2 separate regions of the Mus musculus genome follow, and region 1 is linked to region 2. Evidence: chromatin loops called from intact Hi-C (ENCODE). Cell type or tissue: left cerebral cortex. All regions are shown on one strand. Links, peaks and the distances in the headings refer to the core of each region. The heading gives the core; the rest is flanking DNA.

Region 1 (10,786 bases), core at 1,161-9,160, 47 kb before region 2:
AAGGAAGTACTTTAACTACAGTTTTACTCTCCATTTCTAGAAGCATTAGTTTTATTCATTTTATGCATATCATGGCTGTGCATATTCATTTTATGCATATTTTTATGCATATTCATGTCTGTGCACCATGTGCCTATGGTGCTGAGTCCAGAGGAAAGCACTGGATCCCCTAGAACTGGAGTTATAGACAGTTGTGAGCTGCCGTGTAGGTGCAGGGAAAAGAAGCAACGGCCTTTGGAAGGCCAGCCAGTGTTCTTAACTGCTGCACTATCCCTCCAACCACCAGTGTTCTGAGACTGAGGCTTTATGTTCGCTCCATGCTATACAGTGTTTGTTTCCCAGCCCCTGGTCTCTGTCTCCCAAGATGTGAACACCATATTCAAATCAAAGACTGTTTTTTTTTTCCTTAAAAAAAAAAAAAAAAAAAGCCTACAGCACCCAGTATTCCCAGGTGGTCTCCCATTCAAATACTAACCAGGCCTCGCCCTGCTTAGCTTCCAAGACCAGACAAGATCGAGTGCATTCAGGGTGGTATGGCCGTAGGTCATAGATTGTTTAAAAAGGAAAATCCAGATAGGAAGTTGGGGAGCATACCTTTAATTCCAAGACCTGGGAGGCAGAAGCAGATGGATCTCTGTGAGTTAGACACTAGCCTGGTCTATAGAGTAAATTCCAGGACAGTCAAGGATATACAGAGACACCCAACTGTAATCCCAGCACTTAAGCAGTGGAGGCAGGAGTCCAAGGCTCACTACATGGTCAATACAGCAAGGGCTACATGAGGCTTTATCTTAAAAATTTAAAAGCAACCAACATCACCTCAGAAAAAAAGGCAAAAAAATCTAAAGCTGAAGATGTAGCTCAATCGGTGGAGTGCTTGCCTACCATAAAAGGAGCCCTGGGTTTGATCTCAGCTACACATAAATTGAGTGTGGGATTTATGTCCATAGTCCTAAAACTCAAAAGATACAGACAGAAGGATGGTGAGTTTGGGGTCAAGCTGGGTTATGTAACAAGTCACTGTCTCAAGACCAAACAACAAGACAAACCATGACAACAAAAGGAAAAATCCGCCCATGTCCTTTGGCTTTGAGAGAGGGTGTTACCATCCCAGGCTGCCCTCACAATTGTGATGTAGCTGAGTATGACCTAGAACTTCTGATCTTCCTGCTTTTACCTCCTTCTCATGCGGAGTTTACAGGCCAGGCATCTGGCTCCATTTTAGATTTTGTAGAAGGGTCCATTTATTTTATGTATGTGCACATCTGTGTATTGCATATAATCTGATGTATATGATCACTTTATAAATTCAAAAAGACACCAACCTGTAGTAGCAGAACAGCACCTATGAGGAGTGTTGGCACACACCTTCACTCCCAGCTGGCAGAGCAGAGGTAGGAGGGTGTGAGCCCCCAGCCCCATGCCAACAAAGCCCCAGCATCTGCAGTGACATCGAGGCCTGGGCAGTCCCCACATCAAGCGCCTTTCTCACCTTGCTGCTGCAGTGACAATTTCTCCTTTTGCTCTTCTTCAGCTTAGATTCGGGACCTCCCTCATGGCAGGAACAGGAACAGTCCTTGGCTGCTTCAGGCCATTCGGTGTCCTACAACAAACCCCGGCTTCCTTAGCCGCCCACTACTTTCAGAACTGAGAGAAACAGCTGAGTTGAGAGGCCTCCCACTCCTCTTTGAGAATGTACCATCTTATCACTGAGGGGACACTGGTTACAGTCCCTTAAGAATCCCTGAAGAGTCCACAATGATCCAAAGAAAGAGGCATGCCATAGGCCCAGGACAAACTTAAGTCAAACAGATTTTAAAGAAGAAATGCACTGGGGAACTCCAGAGTAGATCCAGGTCAGACTTTCTGACTCCTGGTGTATTCTCTAAACTCTTAGAAATGGCTTTGTACAGTGACTCTACTCAATAAAGCCAAAACCCGAGAACTGTAATTAACTCGATGCACAAGTTCTCAAGGCCATTTATTTACTCAAAAGCTTTGCAGACAGACACTAAAGAAATGTGGCTTTAAGAGGCTAGAGAGGCTAGCTAGCTAGAGGGCTGGAGAGATGGCTCAGGGGTTAAGAGTGCTGCCAGTTCTTCCAGAGGTCCTGGGTTCAATTCCCAGGACCCACATGGTGGCTCACAACCATCTGTAAAAGGGATCTGTTGCCCTCAAGACAGCTACAGTGTACTCATATACGTAAAATGAATAAATAGGTTTTTGTTTTTTTTTTTTTTTAAAAGAGGTTAGCTAGAGAAACAGCTTGGCAGTTAAGAGAGTGGCTGCTCTTTCAGAGCATCCAGGTTTGATTCCTAGTACCCACATGGTGGCTCTCTGATGGCCTCTTCTGACGTCTATGGGCACCAGGCACAATATGGTTGGTACAGAGATGTACATGCAGACAAACATGTAAGCATATAAATTAAATTTAAAAGCAAACAAAAGAAAACCCACAGATTTAAAGACTTCTGATTGGGCGTGGAGGGATTTGCCTTGGATTCCCTTACTGGGAAGGCAAAAGTAGGCCTTGTCCTGAGTTCCAGGACAGCTAGGGCTACACAGAGAAACAATGTATCAAATAAAACAAAACCCCCCCACAGCCCCCCCCCCAAAAAAAAAGACAGGCAGACAGCAGATAGACAACATCTTAGGCCAGTGAGATGGCTCAGTGGGTAAGGAACCTGTCCTGAGGCTTGAGAGCCGGAGTTGAGTCCCTGGAACCCAAACGGCAGAAGGAGAAAATCAAAACCAGCTGTCTTCTTCTACCACCAAAAATGTTCCATGGCGTCCATGCATTCCCCATACACACAACATACATGAACGTAAAACAACAAACACTCCCCAGAGTCGCCAACACCTCTAATTACATCATCAGGAAGACAAACAGCTAATCTAGAGGCTAAGCTGGTCTATATAGTAAATTCCAGGGCCAGGGCTACACAGATAAGCTCTACTTACTACAACAACAACAAATCTTTAGAAATAAATTAATTTGGGGGAACTAAAGAGATGGCTCGGTAGCAAAAGCAATTACGTACTGCTCTTGCAGAGAAATTAAGTTTAGGAGTCCGCAAAGTAAGAGGCACATAAACCGCCTCTTCCGGTCTCTGTGTGCACCTACATTCACACTGACATTTTCCTACACAGAAACACATTGTTCTCTAAGATTACTACATCTACTACATACACATATGTGCATACATGCACACTAACATACATATGGAGGTCTGACCATAGGGACCTGATTTCAATCTCTTGTCACCAGGCTGTGATCCATCTTAGCCCAAGGCTTTTCTGGTACTAAGTATGAGCAGACTCTCCAACTAGAAATAAGTCATATACATCAGTAGCTCAACACTGACAGATGAAGAGTCTCACTCTGGCATTAGCTTGTCTATGCACTTCAGTTACATAAGTAAAACCCACTGCAGTATTGATATGACAATTTCATGAACTAATTAATAACCTATATGATGCTGTCACGTATAATACAACTGCTACATTTGCCAGTTGTAAATTATCATTATTTCTTCCAGGGGAAAAAGTTAAAAAAAAAACCCCAAAGGTAAGAAACATGGCAGCTCTGAGCTAGGATAAAAGCATGAAATACCTAGGGGTATTTTGCTTGATTGTTTTGTATTTGTTCCCTTTCTTTCTTGAGGGAGGGTTTCACTATGTAGCCTAAGCTACCTTTGAAGCAGCACAATATGCCTGCCTCAGCCTCGAGGGGTAGGAATGCCATCATGCCTGGCTGTGATTCCTTCTAACGAGGCTTGATGGGTGCTCCTCCCAACTACTCATGGATCCTCCACGGCAGCCTCACCTGTGGTGTGTGCCCCATAAGCATCTCCAAGCTTAAGACTTGCAGCTATCCTATACACACCACTGATAAGTACAAAGTAGAATTCACAGCGAGAAAGAAGCAGCTATTTCCCCCACAGCATGCATACCTTATCTTGATGCTGGACCCCAATCTCTTTTCGCCTCTTGCTCTTGGAGGCTGTGGACACCTTGGCGGGCTCTTCATCCTCTTCCACATCAGGGAGTATCACTTCTTCAAAGCCATCAAACTAAATGAGAGTTGGTGGCAGTGAGTAGACTTGGGGATCCAACCCCTGCCCCAGGCAGTCTTTCCCCTTGACAACCTATACCTCATACTCTTTCTCTTCAGTCCAATTGATCTCTTCAAAGTCACCCATCCTGCTAGCTGCTGGGCGCAGATGATCAAAAAAGATGGAGAACTCATCCTGTAGGTGGTCGTGGCCTCTGAGGAGCTGCCACATCTGTGTCTTGAGCTGGGGAAAGTTGTGAAGGCTAAGAAGACATCAGCAGAACACCCCTAGACTGCGCTAAACCCGTCCCCATGAAGCCCACATTCTGCCTTCGACAGAGCCTAACTAACTTTTTTGATTTTTAAATTATTTTATTTTTAAATTAAGTGTGTGTGTGTGTGTGTGTGTGTGTGTGTGTGTGTGTGTGTGTGTGTGTGTGTGTAAACCACAGCACACCTGTGGAACTCAAATGACAACAACTTCTAGGAGTCAGTTCTCCCCTTCTACCATGTGGATTCCAGGGAGCAAACTCAGGTATTCAGGCTTGGCAGTGAGTGCGCACAGGCCACTGTGTGCCTTGGAAAGTAATTAATTAACACAAACTCATTCAGGTCTCAGGGGTTTAATTTAAGACACCAGGCAGCTAACAAGTTTACCAGGTAAGCCATCTCCTCGGCCCATGCATCCTATCTTTGATAAATAAGAATTTTCAAGCTTTTCCCTGCTTGCTTGCCTACAGCGGTGGGAGTTGGGTAGGGAGGGAGAATATTAGTCACAAATGCAATTCCCAAAGACAGTACTATCCATTCCTGCCTGACTGGTCCCCCGCATAAGCAAACCCTTCAGCACCCACTTTCTTCAACCTCTCTCCTAGACCACTGATGAGTGGCAGTCAGGCTCTGGATTGTCCCTCTGCTTCATACTATACTATAGTAGCTAAGTCAAAAAACACCCTTGCTTTCTGCATCTCCTTAGTTTATGGTACTCCAGAGGGAAATGATATGGAACACATTAGGCAGGTACAGAAGTGACGGTTAGGAGGCAGGACATGGGTGCTGGAGACAAGAGCACTTGAGGGCCCGGGATAGGTTCCCAGTACATGGTAATTCATGACCATCTGTAACTCTAGTTCCAAGAAATACAATGCCCTCTTCTAACTTCTGCAGGCACCAGGCATGCATCTGATGCACAAAGATATGTACATAACACAACCATACACATAGAATCAATAAAGCGAGCGGGAAGGAACAAGCTGCCGGGAAGTGGGATGGGAAGCACCTCGGCGATGTCCTGAGGAAGGCAGTCTGCACAGCCCTGAAGAACCTTGATGATCTTCTGGTGGTGGGAGGGGTTCTCGGCAAAACAGATCTCCAGCTGCCGGAGGAACTTTCGACTTTTCTCAAAAGCCTGCTGCTCCTCAAACTATCAGAGCGGAAGGAAGACAAGAAAGGAGTCACTATACAGCTAAGCCGGACAGGAAGGCTCTGAGAAGAGCTAAGAGCAATGGGTCAGAGGCACTGCTCATGACAGGTGTCTATTTAAAATCCAAGAAACGGTTATGTGAAAGATTTAATAGATATGTATCTCTCTCTTACTAGTAGGAGGCTGAGACAGAAGGATTCTAAGGTCAAAGTCAGCATGGGGTACACATGAGGATTATCTCAAAACAAATAAGAGATATATATATCTAAAGTTCTTCATTATTTTATTTTATGGATTATAAAATAAGATATTTAAACCCAAATGGAACGTCAGAGTGTACAAATTACTTCTACATATAAGTTCCTTTGATCCTCAATAGTAAAGCCAGAGGGAAGATGGACATTAAATGTATAGTTAAGCCACCATAAAATGAGCACCAATCTGTCAAAATGATGAGGTTACTCTTTATTCCTGTCTCTTTTTCTACCTGTCAGAACAAGAAGACTAGTCTAGAACTGATATTGCATATTCATATTCATTCCCCCACCCCCTTCTCACTCCCTGTCTCTTCCTCCCAAGCACAGGAATTACTTAGGAGTCACCACGCACAACATGTGTTTCCTCCCATTTCAACTCTTAGTCTCCAACTCTTGGTCTTTTTGAAGACAGGCTTTCACTATGGACCACAGAATCCAGAATTCTGAACAGGCATCAGACCTAGGCTGGCTATGAATCAGCAGCAATCATTCTGGCTCAGCTTCCTGAGTGCTGAAATTATAAGCATGTATACACACAGACACATACACACACAAGCACACACACAGACACACACATACACACACACAGACATACATAGACATTACATACAGACATACACATACACACAAACCATCTCCTTGCCCATTTACAATTCTCTAGTCTCTTGCTTATCTTATCTTGCTCTAGTTTTCTGTGAAATAATTATCATCATAAAAGATAATGTACTATATACTTGACTATTTTTATGATCTTATGTTACAGACTTTTTTGAGACTGAAGGCTCTTTTGAGGGCAGAGAAATTAATATCTTTTTAATTGCTATTGTTAGCATCAAGATTTGTCTGACACTAAACAATTGCTTAGTATAAAGGAGATGGGGCATGACAGCACACGCCTTTAATCCCAGCACTTGAGGGGCAGAGGCAGGAGGATCTCCGTGCAGCATCACCTAAACAATGAGTTCTAGGCCAACAGGGGCTACCTAGAAAGTCCATATATTTTAAAAAAATTTTTAAATGTACTTTTCAGAAGGGAGGGCAGAGTGTGACGTATCAAGATCTCCACTTGTACTACAGATAAAACCCTGTAAACAAACGGGAAAACTGGAACTGTCTTGATTGGCTGCATTGGAGCCCCTCTGCCTCTGCCCCGGAGTCAGCTGTAAAGTCTTTGCCCGTCAAAGTGGACTTACGAGTCCACACGACAGGGCTTGCTCAGGCAGCAGGAAAGCAGCAAAGTCCTTCAAGAGCTGAGGCCAGTCTTGGAGAAGGGTTTGCAAGCTTTTGAAGAGATCCACAGCGCTGTGCATTTGGGTGCTTGACTCAAATTCATAGATGATCTGAAGGAAATCTTCGTATTTGCCAGGGGTGTGCTGGAGAGCTTCACGTACCTACAAGGAATACTTGCACTGGTCAGCATCCTTCTGTGGGCCTGCAATCCTAACCGACAAGGGCACAGAAGGCAGCTGTGCTCACACGGCTCTGAGAGCTCCCTTCACAGGCACTCCTCTGACCCAAGGAGTAACAACACACAGAACAAACAGCAAGGCACAACTCCTTTCCTCGGAGGGGCAACTGGACAGCCTTTAACCCTTTAAAAACCAGGGACTGATTTTCACGGGTTCTGACTTCAGCACTGCATCATCCAGGTAAGGCATATGGATATGAATTCTAAGACACGTCATACCAAGGTACAGAATACACAAACTTAGAATGTTACTAAAACAATAACAGAAGGAAAAAGTCATGCCTACCCCTCGGAGGGCCTCCCTTTGCTGAGTTAACTAAGGAGGAAGCGGCACAGTGTGCCTAGACACGCAAGACCGAGGTTCGCTCCCGAGCCCAGCTCTCCCAGCCTGCACACCCTGAGTGTTCAGTGAAGGTCCTATGTCAGCCCAATCTGGGAAGTCACAACTTGCCATTGAGGGGGGCAATAGCCTAATCTCTGCGTGAAAGAGAGGTGAGATGAGTGAGGGTAGGGGCACCGATGACCAAGCCACACGTCTCCTGCCGGTTGTTAGAGAACGCAGTGGCAGACACAAAGTCTACTGTGCACCTAGAGAAAAGACTTAGTTTTTGGTTGTGCTGGGGCTGACCCAGTCTTGCCCATGCTAGAATGCTAGACAAGTACTCTGCTGCTAAGCTACCTCCACCCCCACCCCCAGCCCCAATCATGTTTAAAGCTTCTTCCTCCAAAGCAGCAGCTACAAATGCGCAGACTGACAGGAATGGCAGCAGTTGCCTACCCTGGTGAGATAAGCCTGTGCGAACGCCAGGTCCTTCTGCTCCCTGAGTGGGTCCCGGTCGAGAATGTCCTCATCATACAGCAACAGCAGCTTGGAGGTGTCCTTGCTGGCCCGAGCCCGACTTCCCCGTTTGTTTCGAGCCCGATGACTGCTCCGTCCCTTTCCAGCAGCTTTGATGCTCTCCCCTTGGAGTAGTGAAAAAGATTCCTTCTCAATCCCTGAAACTGTGCTATCCAGCGTAAAGGCCACCCCGTGCACTCCGACTAATATCACGGCACAGCTAGGGAAGAATAGCTAGGTCAGCAGCAGAGCCAGCCTCCAGGACAGCACCAGCACTGCGCAGTGCACCACACGCCCTTCAACAGTGTCCGGGACGCAAGCTGACCAGGAGTTCTGCAGCTGAGAAAGGAGTCCAAGGCTGGGAAGGGGGAGAGGTGGCCTAACAGAAATACCACCTGAGCTACCTAAAAACGACAGAAGAGAAGTTGAAGGAGGAACATGAAGGCCAAACAGCTCTTAGCCTCAGGCACACAAGAGGCAAGAACCACGGAAAAAACAAGGGCAACCTAGTGTAAACCGGGTGTTGATGAGGATTTAAGGCTCTGCAGAGGGGCGGTTCTCGTCTGTCTGGGGAAGGAAGAGAAGCTCCAGGTGACAAAGCGCACTCTGCACTCTGTCTCTGGGCAATGCAGCTTGGAGAGCTGCTGCACTTACCTGCGGGGGCTATGCTGGTCTCTATTTCTGGAGCAGTCTGAGGTGAGGCCAAGGTAGAAGGGGGTTTCTTGGCAGCATCTCCAACGGCTTCATCGTTCACTTCATCCTCTTTTTGCAAGGTTTCCATTCCTTCTGCCTCTTCTTCCTCCTCTTCTTCTGGCTCAGAGTTCTCCTCCTGGGAGTTCTCTTCCTCAGACTCACCCTCCTGACTCATCCTCCTTTCAGATGCCAGCCAAGTCAGTTTCTCCATTGTTTCCTAAAAGCACCATTTTGTTGAGGTTTTGTCTGCTGCTCTGCATTGTAATGATAAAATGTGTACCAGAAGGTCTACTTATGAGTGATTTCTCCTGCATGCCATCTTTTGTTGTGCAAACCTTGTTCCTTAATTTAAAGATACTGGTTGAATAAAAATGGCTACAACCATTAGCAGAGGGATTAGACATAGGCAGGCTTTTTAGTTACCTGCTGGTGCATGGCAGAAAAGCTAAGACAGAGAAAATGAGGAAGAGGAGAGAGGAGTGGAACCATGAGCACACGGCCAGGAGAAACAGCAAGTCTTTGGGGAACACCGCAGGGCAGGCAGCCAGGCCAGAGGCAAAGCAGGGCCAACACTGAGAACCAGAGAAGCCTGAGGTCCTGAGGACAGCTTTGCTTAGCAACTTTTTATACCTTCTCTTCTCCTTCTCCTCTATTTATTCCTTTGCTTCATCTCTGTATGGCTGGGGATTGAATCAGGGCCTTGCACATGTTAAGTACATGTGCTACGTTGGTTTGGTTTGGTTTGCTTTGGTTTTTAAAGACAAGATTTGCTTGGATGTCCTGGAACTAACTATATACACCAGGCTGGCCTGGAACGCAGAGATCTGCCTGCCTTTGCCTTGCAAGTGCTGGGACTTGGTGTGCAACACCATACCCGACAGGTACACTAGCTCTACTGTTTAGCTATTCCTCAATTCTTATGACTATTTAAAATTATTTTTAATTATTACTGTATCATTTTTAAGTTTTGCATGTGTGTAGATCTGTGCACCACATGCCTGCAAATGGCATCAAATTCCCTCCAACGGGAGTTACTATGGGTCAAGAGTAGCCATGTGGGTGCTGTGACTAAAACCTGCCATCTGATGGAAGAACAAGTGACCCTTAGTGAAGAGCCATCTCTCCAGCATTTATGGGCTATTATTTTAAAGTCACACTTGCTGATGGCTGTGTACAAGCCCCGAGGAACATGAATGCCATGGCACATGTGACGGGTCCCTGGAAAATTCATGATAGTCAGTCTCTATTATACCACGTGGTACCAGGGTGAGCGACAGGTAACTTTACCCATGGCGTCCTTGCCATGAAGAGTTTTTGTTTGCTTGCTTATTTGTTTGTTTTTGTGGCATGTAATGTATGTTCTAGGCAGTCAGTGAGGCGACTCAACAGGTATAGACACCTGCGATCGAGTCTGACCACAGAGCTCAGCTCCTGGGACCCACATGATGGAAGGAGATAGCCACGTGACCTGGTCCTTTGACCTCTGCACATGTCATCACATAGACTCACCATACAAATTAATGAATAGCGTAAAACATTTAAAAAAAAATTAAGTGTGCTCAAGTAACTCAAATTAACACTTCAATGAGTTCAATTCAAAGAACATGTCCCCTATACACAGCAATTCACACAGAGGTCAAAACTATGTTCCACAGATACTCAAAAGTCAAGTAAGGGTTTATGGCTATAATGTAATAGAGTAAGCATTGTACCAAGTCCCCATTCTACTTGGAGCCGCGCTGGCCCTTACCTGGAGCTCTGGGACAGAGAGCACAGACTCCTCAGAAGCTGATGACAGTTCATCTTCTTCATCTTGGGTGAGGTCATCAAAGTCCTCCTCCTCCTCTTCCTCAGGCCCGTCCTTCTCCCCTCCAGTGTCTGGTCCTGCTGGGGTTCCCACAGACTGGCCGTCAGCATTGGCCGAGTCCTCAAGCTTCCCTGGAGGACCGCTCAGCCCCCCGCCCTGGCCCATGGAGGACAGAGTGCTTTTTGGCAGTCCTCTGCTTGCATGACTACTTGTTCGTCCCTCAGCAGCAGCGTCTTGGGGCACAGA
Region 2 (10,786 bases), core at 1,133-9,132:
TTAAATACTGTCCCACTGTTTATTCCTTTCTTAAAACCTGTCAATCTCAGTTGGGCATGGCGGTGTGTACCATTTATCCCAGCATTTTAGGGAGCTATGTTTAAGGCCAACCAGTCTACCTATCAAGTCCCAAGACTTCCTTCGAGGACTACCTACTATGACCCTGTCTTTAAAAACAGAAAGTAAGAAAAAAAAAAAGCCAGGCTGGGTGTCTTTAATCCCAGCACTTGGGAGACAGAGGCAGGTGATCTCTCAAAAAACAAAATAATAATTAATAATAAACAACAACAACAACAAAAGTACTGCATTTTTACCTGAAAAAGCAGCAGCACAAAGCGTGAGAATCAAAGACAAACAGTAACGGGACACCCACCTAAGAAGAAACTGTCATCCCTGTCAGCCCCACAGCCTTATCTGAGCAGAAAGTAAATAACGGTAAGTTATTCTCTCGACAACTCCCTGGCGATGCTTACCTGGAAAGAGTCCATGCAGACAGGACTGGAGGCCAGCTCCTCATCCACCGCATCTAGCTTCTCCATGAAAACACTGTCTCTGCTCTGCTTTGGTTTGGGAGGAGGTGGAGGCCCCATGGGCACGACCTCAGCACTGATGTGCCTGAGGGCAGGGGTGGCGGCTTTTTCAACCTGATTAAAAAAGGACACTGTGTTAGGAAGAGAGGAGGGAGAGGGAAAGGCGGGTCTTCCACATGCACTTATCGTGGCCATTTTCCTCTTTTCTAGATGCAGACAGATGAATGGCAACTTCAACACACAGATCTAACTAGCTATCATCTTATTTCCAATGAAGCAAACAGAACACTACTTGGCTTTAAAGATAGTATGTAACACATGAGAACTCAGAAAACTTCTCTGCCATGACTAGGTCTCAGTCGTCTCTTAACTGTTCATTCCCTTGAGGAACTTTGAAAAAAATGAAAACCCAAAATCCCACTGATAGATCAGCTACTTATAAAAAGCAGCCAGTGCTCATCTAGTGTGTAAAGTCTCCTTGTCTGACGCTGATTACCTCTGACAACATGCCACTCTCCTCATCTGTCTCGGCCACTTCAGAAGACAGCCGCAGTCTGGATCTCTTCACTCCCCGTGGAGACGAAGCAGTGCTTTCAACATCACTTTCCAATAAGCTCTAAAACAAACCCAGGGCGCTCTCATGTGTGTGCCCCAACCTCCGTCCAGAGCACGAAATGTCACAACAGAATAAAGCACAAAATACCAGTCATTTGGGATTTGGGTCGGTAGGATGGCACAGCAGAAGACTGGGTGTAAGCAACCAAGCCTGGCAACCTGAATCCAACTCCCAAGATCCACATGGTAGAAGGGAAGAATCTACTCTTATCAGAATGTCCTCTCATCTCTACCACCAAACTGTGGCACACGCACACAAACAAACAAACAACCCCACACACAGGTATATACATGCATATATACATACACACATATATAATATGTGTCATAGAAAGAATATGTCATGCATATAATAATTGTATATGTCACAGAAAAAAATGAATTTTCAATGACTTAATAGCCTAGAGATGGAAAGATGGCAGGAATCAAATCTTTCACCTCATCTCGTCATAAACTGTTAAAGGGTAAGGCATTAACAAAAAAACAAACATAAAGAAGAAGAAAACCTTTTTTATAAAAGGCCAACCGTGGTGGCTCACACCTTTAATTCCAGCACTCAGGAGGCAGAGGCAGGAGGATCTCTATGACTTTGAGGCTAGCTTGATATACCTAGGGAACTCTAGGCTAGCTACAGCTACATAATGAGACCCTTTCTCAAAAATAAAATAAAAAATAAAATAAATTAACAACAACAACAACAATAAAGCTCATGAACAGGAAAACTCACGCCACAGTACATAAAGGTCTCTATCAGGGGATACATGAAGTCACACCAGGTGATAGGTATAGAGCTGATGTAACTATAAAGAAACAGTAGCTACCATCAAGACTTCAGGGTTGGGGTACAACTTGTCTGTTGGTTTCTCAAACAGGGCTTAAAACATATTGTTAGCTAAGGATAAAGTTGAATCCCTGACCCTCCCACCTGCACGTCCCAGGTACTGAAACTATAGTTCACCTTTGTGTTATATGTTATACTTCATAATTATATTTAAATATTTAGGGAGTTTAAAGAACACAATAACACCTCACAGCAAAGCAATTTCTAGGAGAAGCATGCTTCAATCATCTCCCTAGAATGGGTGACAACACTAATTCCCCAAGTCAGCCCTTCCTATGAAGCCCAGCTTCACTCTCTACTAACAATGAGCACCCGCTGACCTCTTCAGCTGTCTCATCCTCCTCTTCCTCATCTGGCGAATACTCTTCATCTGAGGAGTCATCTTCTTCAAGGTGAATATCCACAAACTGGGGAGGCTGCTTTAATAGAAACACGCACACGAAAGTGGGGGTGGGGTTCCAGAAAGACTGCTCAGCAGCTAGAGGCACAGCCCAGCGACCTGAGTTCCCCCTCAGGACCAGCATAGCAGAAGGAGAGAAGTAATTCCCACAACTGTCTGTCCTCTAACCTGCACAGGCCATGGCAGGCGCTCCCTCCACTCACACACACGTGAATACATAAATATAAAGTAACAAAGACAAAGAAACGGAATAGGGTGGGAGACTAGAAAGCTCGGGGCAGAATGCATGCTCACTATGCATAAGGCTCTGGCTTCTAGCAGCAGCAGCAGCAGCCAGATGGGAAAAAGAAAGAGGAGGAGGGAGAGAAAAAGAGAAGGAGGGAGGGAGGCAAGGAGGGAGGGAGGGGAAGCACAGATCACACACATTTGGAAAATAAAGTGAAGATATTAGGGAGATAATAATTCTATGAGTGTAATGTACAGCCATATCAAATAACACAGGCAGTATTTGTATAATTCCACAAGGTAGAAGGTTAGGTGTAACAGAATGGAAAAACCCAAACCTGTAAATAAAAGAAGACAGGTCTACAAGATAGTGAATACAGAAGAAATAGTTAGGTTTCAAAACTGATGAAGTATTTTGGAAAAAGAGTAACAATGACTGCTTCTAAGTTTACCTTAATTTCACTGGCTTTCTTAATTGGTGAAATATTCCAAGTTGGAATTACCTATTAAAAAGAATGCACGTAATAACATGAAGCTGTTTTTCCTTTTACTAATAATCAGAGAGAGCCATCTGCTTAGTAAGTAGCTAGAGTGGGCTATAAGTGTTGACTGTCACTAAGCACAGTACACTAAAGTATCTGCAGGATGTATGATCCCAGCACTTGCAGGGCTCAGAGGAAGAATGTCAAGAGCTCAGAAGAGCCTGGACTACTCAGTAAGATCCCGGTCAGCCTGGGTCATAACATGTGACCTGCCTCAAGCAACCCACCACCACACCACCAAAGCTTCATAGCTAGCAGAAGGGAGCACTACCCAAGGATGAAGCCTGGACGCCCTTGACCCGTGCCAGGGTACCTCAGGAAAAACTGGGCGGGGCTCTCACACTCAGAATTCCATGTATATTAGGCAAGATCACACTGAGCTAAGAGTCCCAGCCTACACAGAATTCTATCAAGAGGCAAACCCAGGCCACAGTCGTTCATGACTTCCTTCTCTGTGAATAACCTGGAACGAGATTCTACTTCCCAAGATAAAGAGAAACTCCAGAACACATACCACTCCTTTCTCCACTACTTCCTTCAGTTTAGAGCGGGTCATCTTAGGCTCCTAAGAAGGGACATACAATTATGATGTCATTTTTCAAGTCTGAGATGTGTCAAGTTGTTTACAAATGCCTACATGGCCTCCCACACTTGGAAAGCCTGACACGAAGCTACTCACAAACAGCGGCATGTCTTCTGTCTCACTGATGGCTGCCTTCATCATAGCCACAACATGTTCATTTGTGATTACTTCCTGGGGGGGGAGAGAGGAAATCCCACGTTAGGCCAAAGGCTTTGCCATCAGGACTATAGTCAACTGTACATAACTCTGCAGCTACAATTGTGGAGGATAAATAGTAGCTAGATTCTCAAACAGCTTCAACCTGGGGTCAAGTGAGGCAACTAAAGAGAAAGAAGACAGCCGGGTGTGGTGGCGCACGCCTTTAATCCCAGCACTCGGGAGGCAGAGGCAGGCAGATTTCTGAGTTCGAGGCCAGCCTGGTCTACAGAGTTCCAGGACAGCCAGGGCTACAGAGAAACCCTGTCTCAAAAAACCAAAAACCAAAAACCAAAAAAAATAAAAAAAAGAGAGAAAGAAGACAAATGCAATCCTTGAAACAATGTAACAGCAAATGGCCCCACTCATTACCTGCTACTGGAACCAGGAATATGCATACCAGGTAAGAGGTGGAAGAGAATTAGGTATCAAAGGCATTTTTTTTTTTTTAAATCTTGCTAAGGATAGAACCCTGGCCACGCTTGTGCATACTAAGCAAATACTCTGCTAGCTCTCAAAGGCATTCCTTACATATGTACAAAGCACTACCAACTACAATAGCTGTTTTTCTGACCTGGTCCATTATTGATCTACTCAGTGGAAGGAAGTATAGGTAGGTCATTTTCTCATCACAGGTGTGTACTGAGTGCATGCTGAGTGCAGAGAGGCAGCTATCTCAGGATGTAAAACACCTTGTCATACACAGAAGACAAAATTGCCAATCACAAAGCAGGAGTGGAGGGCTTAGGTATCTGCTCTCTCTGGAAGTTTCCGTGCAGACTGAGCAGCAGCCCACGGTGACTCACATGCAGGATGTTTCGGACATTGACTGCCGTCAGATTGTGCTGCTTGGCGCCATCCTCCAAGGTGCGGTCCAGCATGTCATCCAGTTTCGGGTCATACACCATCGTCCCTTGCTCCGGACCCTTTCCATCTCGTTTCCTCTTAGTACCCTTTTTAGTTTTTTTCTTTTTATCACTTTCTTCACTGTCTTGCTCTTCTGCAAATGAACCAAGAAGAACATCACCAGGATCTCCTAAAATACTCCTCTAGGAACTTCGGTCCAAACCAGCAGTGAAAGAAAACCAACCTGGCTGCTGTCTGACTCAGAAAACCAAACAGCATGATGCAGCAGTGATGGTTTATCATGAAGTTGGCAATGGTACTATGGAACTAGGCATAACAGCTAACACTCAGCTAGGCACTGGTAGTGAGCACCTTCGATCCCAGAACTAGGAAGCAGAGGCCAGCTTGGTCTACACAGTGATTTCCAGAAGAGCCAGTAAGAGCTAAATAGTGAGACCTTGTCTCGAATAAAACAAAACAAGATAGCTAACACAAGCCAGGAAGTACTGGCACATACCTTTAATCTGATCTCTATAGACAGAGACAAAAGCAGGCAGATCTCTGATTTTGAGGCCAGCCTAGTCTATAGAAAGAGTTCCAAGACAGTCAAGGCTAGACAGAAACACCCTGTCTCAAAATAACAAAAACAAAAACAAACAAACAAAAAACCAAACGCTCTTTCTCTCTCCCTCTTACTCTAGCCTTTCTTTTCTCTCTCCCTTTCCCCTACTCTCCTTTTGGCCATGGCTGGTCTCTCTCTCTCTCTCTTTCTACCTTTTCTCTTTCCCCTGCTTTTCTACAACAAAGCTCTAAAACCATTTTTAAAAAAAAGAGAGAGAAGGAAGAAGAGAAAAAACTGACACTCATAAAACATATCCTGGCAACCTATTTGATAGAGACTATTAATTTTCCCATTGTTCAGATTAAAAAACTGAAACAGAGAAGAAGTATCCCTGCCAGATCTAGTGGCAAATCTCTAGCACCTTGGGACAAGAAGGCAGGAGGATCACACATTCCAGGCCACAAAAGTACAGAGAGAATATGAGCTACATAAAGAACCTTGCTTGGGCTGGAGAGATGGCTCAGTGGTAAGAGCACTGACTGCTCTTCCAGAGGTTTTGAATTCAATTCCCAGCAACCACATGGTGGCTCACAGCCATCTATCCTGAAGTGTGATGCCCTCTTCTGGCATGCAGGTATACAAACAGATAGCACACTCATACATATAAAATAATTTCTTTTTTAAAAGAAACCCTGGGGGCTGTAGGGTAATGGCTCAGCGGTAAAAACACTGACTGCTCTTCCGATGGTCCTGAGTTCAATTCCCAGCAACCACATGGTGGCTCACAGCCATCTATAATGAGATCTGATGCCCTCTTCTGGTGTGTCTGAAGACAGCTACAGTGTACTTACATATAATAAATAAATAAATCTTAAAAAAAAAAAAAAGAAAGAACCTCTGCTTTTCTGGGCATGCTGACCATGCACCTTTAATCCCAGAAAGAGGCAGCAGATCTATTACTTCACAGCCAACCTGGTCTACATGGCAGGATTCAGTCTAGCCAGGGTTACACAGTAAGACTGTATGGAAAGAAAGGAAGACGAGAGGGGTGCTAGAGAAATGGCTCAGTGGTTAAGAGCACTGATTTCTCTTCAATTAGAAGCATCCACACGGTGGCTCACAAGTGTCTGTAACTCCAGCTCCAGGGGATCTGATTGCCTGTGGTCGCAGCAGGCACGTATGTACAAATAACCATGCAGGCAAAAAGTTTATCTCATATAGTTTTAAAAAGAATATGCGCCTAAACCTGCAAAGACTTGATGAACCAGGGTGGGGGGGATGGGGGAGGGTGTCCCTACCCTCTCAGAGGAGAAGGGAATGGGGGATGGGGAGGGATTCTGTGAGGGGGAGACTGAGATGGGGGGCCGCTAGACTGGCATGTAAAACAAGCAAGCAAACAAACAAACAAAGAAATGAAATCTACAGGATAATATATTAAATGAGACTTAGGAAAATATTTATAAAATATAAAAAATAAGAGGGGCTTGAGACCAAGCCTAACTGCCAAGCCCTGGAACCCACATGGCAAAAGGAAAGAACCAATTTCTCCAAGTTGTCCTCTGACATCCATAGGTACACCATGGCACCACTCCCTAAACAATACATATTCAACCCATACATACATACATACATACACACATACATACATACATACATACAACCTATTTCATTCAATTTGCATAAGGTCCCTAGTGGGAAGATAGATGTATTTTACTGAAGAAAATACTGGAGATTCCATCACCATGGTAACATAGTTAATTTATTAAATTGGTACAGAAATCTAGAATTTGACATATTATCTGATCTGTGTGGATTAACAATTTCACTGCAGAGTCTAGAATTAGATTTGGTATGTGTTGAATATCTGGATATGATATCATTTCCTATACTAGCACTTCTAACATATATAACCTTTAATAAAAGAAGAAAGAAAGAAAGAAAGAAAGAAAGAAAGAAAGAAAGAGAAGAGAAGAGAAGAGAAGAGAAGAGAAGAGAAGAGAAGAGAAAAACAATGAATAAGATGGTACACACCAGAGCTGGAGAAAATGGCTCAGTGGTTAAGAACACTGACTGCTCTTCCTGAGTTCAATTCCCAGCAACCACATGGTGGCTCACAACCATCTGTAATGGGTTCTGATGCCTTCTTTTGGTGTGTCTGAAGACAGCAACAGTGTACTCACATACATGAAATAAATAAATAAATCTTTAAAAAAAAAAAAAAAAAAAGATGGTACATACCAATAATGCCAGTTCTTGATGAATAGAGGCAGAAGAATTAGGAGTTCAAGGCCAGCCTGAGTTACATGAGACATAGTCTTTAAAAAAAAAAAAAAAACAAAAACAAAAACAAAAAAAAACCAAAAAACCAAGAGACCCACTCCTGGAAGCTTATATCTATAATCTCCCATAACCTTAAAGGCTGAAACAAGAGAAGTGCTTCAAGTTGAGATATAGGCCAGCAGAGGTGAGATCCTATCTCAAAAACAAATACAAAAATAAAAGGGCCGGAGAGCTGGCTCACTGATTAAGAGAATGTACTGCTCAAACTGAGGTTTGAATCTCAGCACCCCTATCAGGTGGCACACAACTGCCTGTAACCAAAGTGACAGCTTTGGTCTCCAAGGGCACCCACATCACATGCACACACACACACACACACACACACACACACACACACACACACACACACATGTATATATATAATGAACTAAGAGTAAAAAAAAATTTTTTTTTTTTGGTTTTTGTGAGACAGGGCTTCTCTGTGTAGCCCTGGCTGTCCTGGAACTCACTAGGCTTTCCTGAAACTCAGAAATCCACCTGCCTCTGCCTCCCAAGAGCTGAGATTAAAGGCGCATGCCACCACACCAGGCCCACCCTCCAAAAAAATTTTTTTTAAAGAACACATACACAAAGGTGCTATAATGGTTTTTTGTTTTGTTTTGTTTCTGACACAGGATCCTTGATATTTAGCCCAGGCTAGCCTTCAACTTCTGCAACTTCTGATCTTCCAAAGTGCTAGATTTTAGGTAAATGATACTACACTAGATATCAATCATATACTGAAGCCAAACATTCTAATTCTAGACCCTGCAGTAAAACTGTTTATCTGATCCATACAGATCAGATAAAGTCAGAAAACCTAGGCTTGGGTCTCAATTTCACATACCATGGTAATGGAGTCTCCAATATTTTCTTTTGTAAAATATGGCTAACCATGCATTAAGAATTTGACGCAAATTAAAGGAAACAAAACTTATCCAAGTATTTTAAAGCCAATGAAATATACTACACAACTATAATTTAGCAGCTGAGTGTAATTTAGCATGCCTTCAGTCCCAGCACTCAAAAGGCAGAGACAGATGGATCTCTGCAAGTTCAAGACCAGTCTTGTCTACAGAGTGAGCTCCAGGACAGCCAGGGCTACACAGAGAAACCCTGTCTCAAAATAACAACAAAAACAACAACAATAATGTTTCATTATCACACCATTTGTGCTATAAAAAGGAAACAAGGAACAATAACTTAAACATATCCTCTGAACTTACACAAGAGAGAGGGAGGTAAAGTATCCCTGCTCTACAGAAAAGCAGCACATATAATCTGACAAATGGGAAAACTTGGCTGTAGGATTCTGACAAATTAGAAGAGATTATCACAGACATATCAACAAGGCAAATCCCTCTCTGGTATCTCTAGTTTGCTGCTATTTGAAAAACATGGAGTTACCAAAGACTAAGATTAACATAATCTGAGCCGGGCGTGGTGGCGCACTCCTTTAATTCCAGCACTCTGGAGGCAGAGGCAGGTGGATTTCTGAGTTCGAGGGCAGCCTGGTCTACAGAGTGAGCTCCAGGACAGCCAGGGCTACACAGAGAAACCCTGTCTCCAAAAAACAAAAAACAACAACAAAAAAAGATTAACATAATCTTCTATGTTTAAGACAAAGCACACTGGATGCTGGAGAGTGGGTTCGGAACACTAGCTGTTCTGTCACAGAAGCCAGGTTCAGCTCCCAGCACCCACACAGTAGCCCATTACTATTTTAACTCCAGTTCCACAGGACCAGACATACTCTTCTGGCTTCTACAGGCACCAGGCACACTCATATACATAAAATAAAAATAAATAAATCTTAAAAGAACCCCCTTATGAAAGCTGGGGTTTACTTAATGGGTAAAGTGCTTACCATACAAACATGAGTTCAATCCTCAGCATGCACATAAAAATTAGGCACAGCAGGGCGTGGTGGCACACGTATTTAATCCCAGCACTTGGGAGGCAGAGGCAGGCGGATTTCTGAGTTCAAGGCCAGCCTGGTCTACAGAGTGAGTTACAGGACAGCCAGGGCTACACAGAGAAACCCTGTTTCGAAAAACCAAAAAAAATATATATAGGCACAATGGTGCTTTCCCTGGGTTCAGTGAATGACATAAACCTGTAATTCCCACAGTTTAAGAGGCAGCAGCCAGGCGTGGTCGCGCACACCTTTAATCCCAGCACGGGAGGCAGAGGCAGGCAGACTTCTGAGTTAGGGCCAACTTGGTCTACAAAGTGAGTTCCAGGACAGCCAGGGCTACACAGAGAAACCCTGTCTCGAAAAAAAAAAAGAGGCAGAAGCAAGACAGTCAGACACCAAATCACAGATTTAAGAAACTCTATAAGGCTGGGTGGCAGTGGCACATGCCTTTAATCCTCGGGAGAAGAGCAGGACTGGGCTAGGATATGTCACAGATGGTAGTTTGCCTAGCACACACCAAGCACTTCCTTATTACCCCAGAAGCACAGACTGTGAGAAGTGGTGACACACAAGGGTCATAAATATCCTTGGCTACAACCCGAATACCAGTCCAGTCAGAGTTCCATGACAACCTTTCTCAGAATACAGACACCACAAAGAAGGGGAAAGGGAAATGGACAACCCAGAGCAAGCTGACACTTGTTAGTCTGCATTGCCTGACGAGAGGCAGAGGTGAGGGAGCAGGGGCTGTGATGTAACCTACAAGCTGTCCTCTGATCTCCACGGGGACACTGCCACACAAGCACTGCGCACACACACAATAAATAAAATGTTCAAAGAAGGACAATGAGTGCCAAAAGCCAGTTTCAACTACACAGAGAGTTGGAGGCTAGCCTGGGCTCCATTAGTCCCTGTCTCAAAAAGAAAAAAAAAAACCCATGAAGCATTCTGATATATGTTTTTGTTTTTTTGGTTTTTTTAAAAAGATTTATTTATTTATTATATGTAAGTACACTGTAGCTGTCTTCAGACACTCCAGAAGAGGGCGTCAGATCTTGTTACAGATGGTTGTGAGCCACCATGTGGTTGCGGGGTTGCGGGGATTTGAACTCCAGACCTTCGGGAGAGCAGTCCGGTGCTCTTACCCACTGAGCCATCTCACCAGCCCCTGATATATGTTTTTAATTTGATTTATTTATTATATATGTGT

The links. Hi-C counts contacts between places; a loop is a spot of excess contacts. Peaks named below come from ENCODE experiments on the same cell type or tissue, not always from the same donor. Only the 100,000 strongest peaks of a DNase experiment are listed, where the experiment ranks them.
Region 1: it touches region 2 in a loop (1.8-fold over the local background); 7 of 42 quality-filtered maps call a loop at or near these places.

Annotation. Positions count from the first base shown.
Region 1 is chr3:88,896,269-88,907,054 of GRCm38, reverse strand. It overlaps Gon4l (gon-4-like (C.elegans)), which reads right to left. Exons shown (of 33, transcript NM_001242372.1): 22 at 10,484-10,786; 23 at 8,695-8,950; 24 at 7,981-8,165; 25 at 6,928-7,125; 26 at 5,334-5,477; 27 at 4,155-4,298; 28 at 3,954-4,073; 29 at 1,493-1,603. It overlaps Gm40091 (a long non-coding RNA gene), which reads left to right and starts at 7,298. Exons shown (of 2, transcript XR_867449.3): 1 at 7,298-7,383. It also overlaps the pseudogene n-R5s197. In left cerebral cortex, for the core only: no CTCF peak of the experiment used is centred there; DNase peaks (open chromatin) are centred at 1,648 and 6,125.
Region 2 is chr3:88,848,747-88,859,532 of GRCm38, reverse strand. Gon4l (gon-4-like (C.elegans)) reads right to left here. Exons shown (of 33, transcript NM_001242372.1): 4 at 4,738-4,928; 5 at 3,833-3,907; 6 at 3,668-3,718; 7 at 3,064-3,114; 8 at 2,307-2,405; 9 at 1,027-1,146; 10 at 474-644. Among named protein-coding and RNA genes, the nearest start is that of Gm23054, 8.8 kb to the left of the region's middle. In left cerebral cortex, for the core only: a CTCF peak has its summit at 6,023; a DNase peak (open chromatin) is centred at 2,666.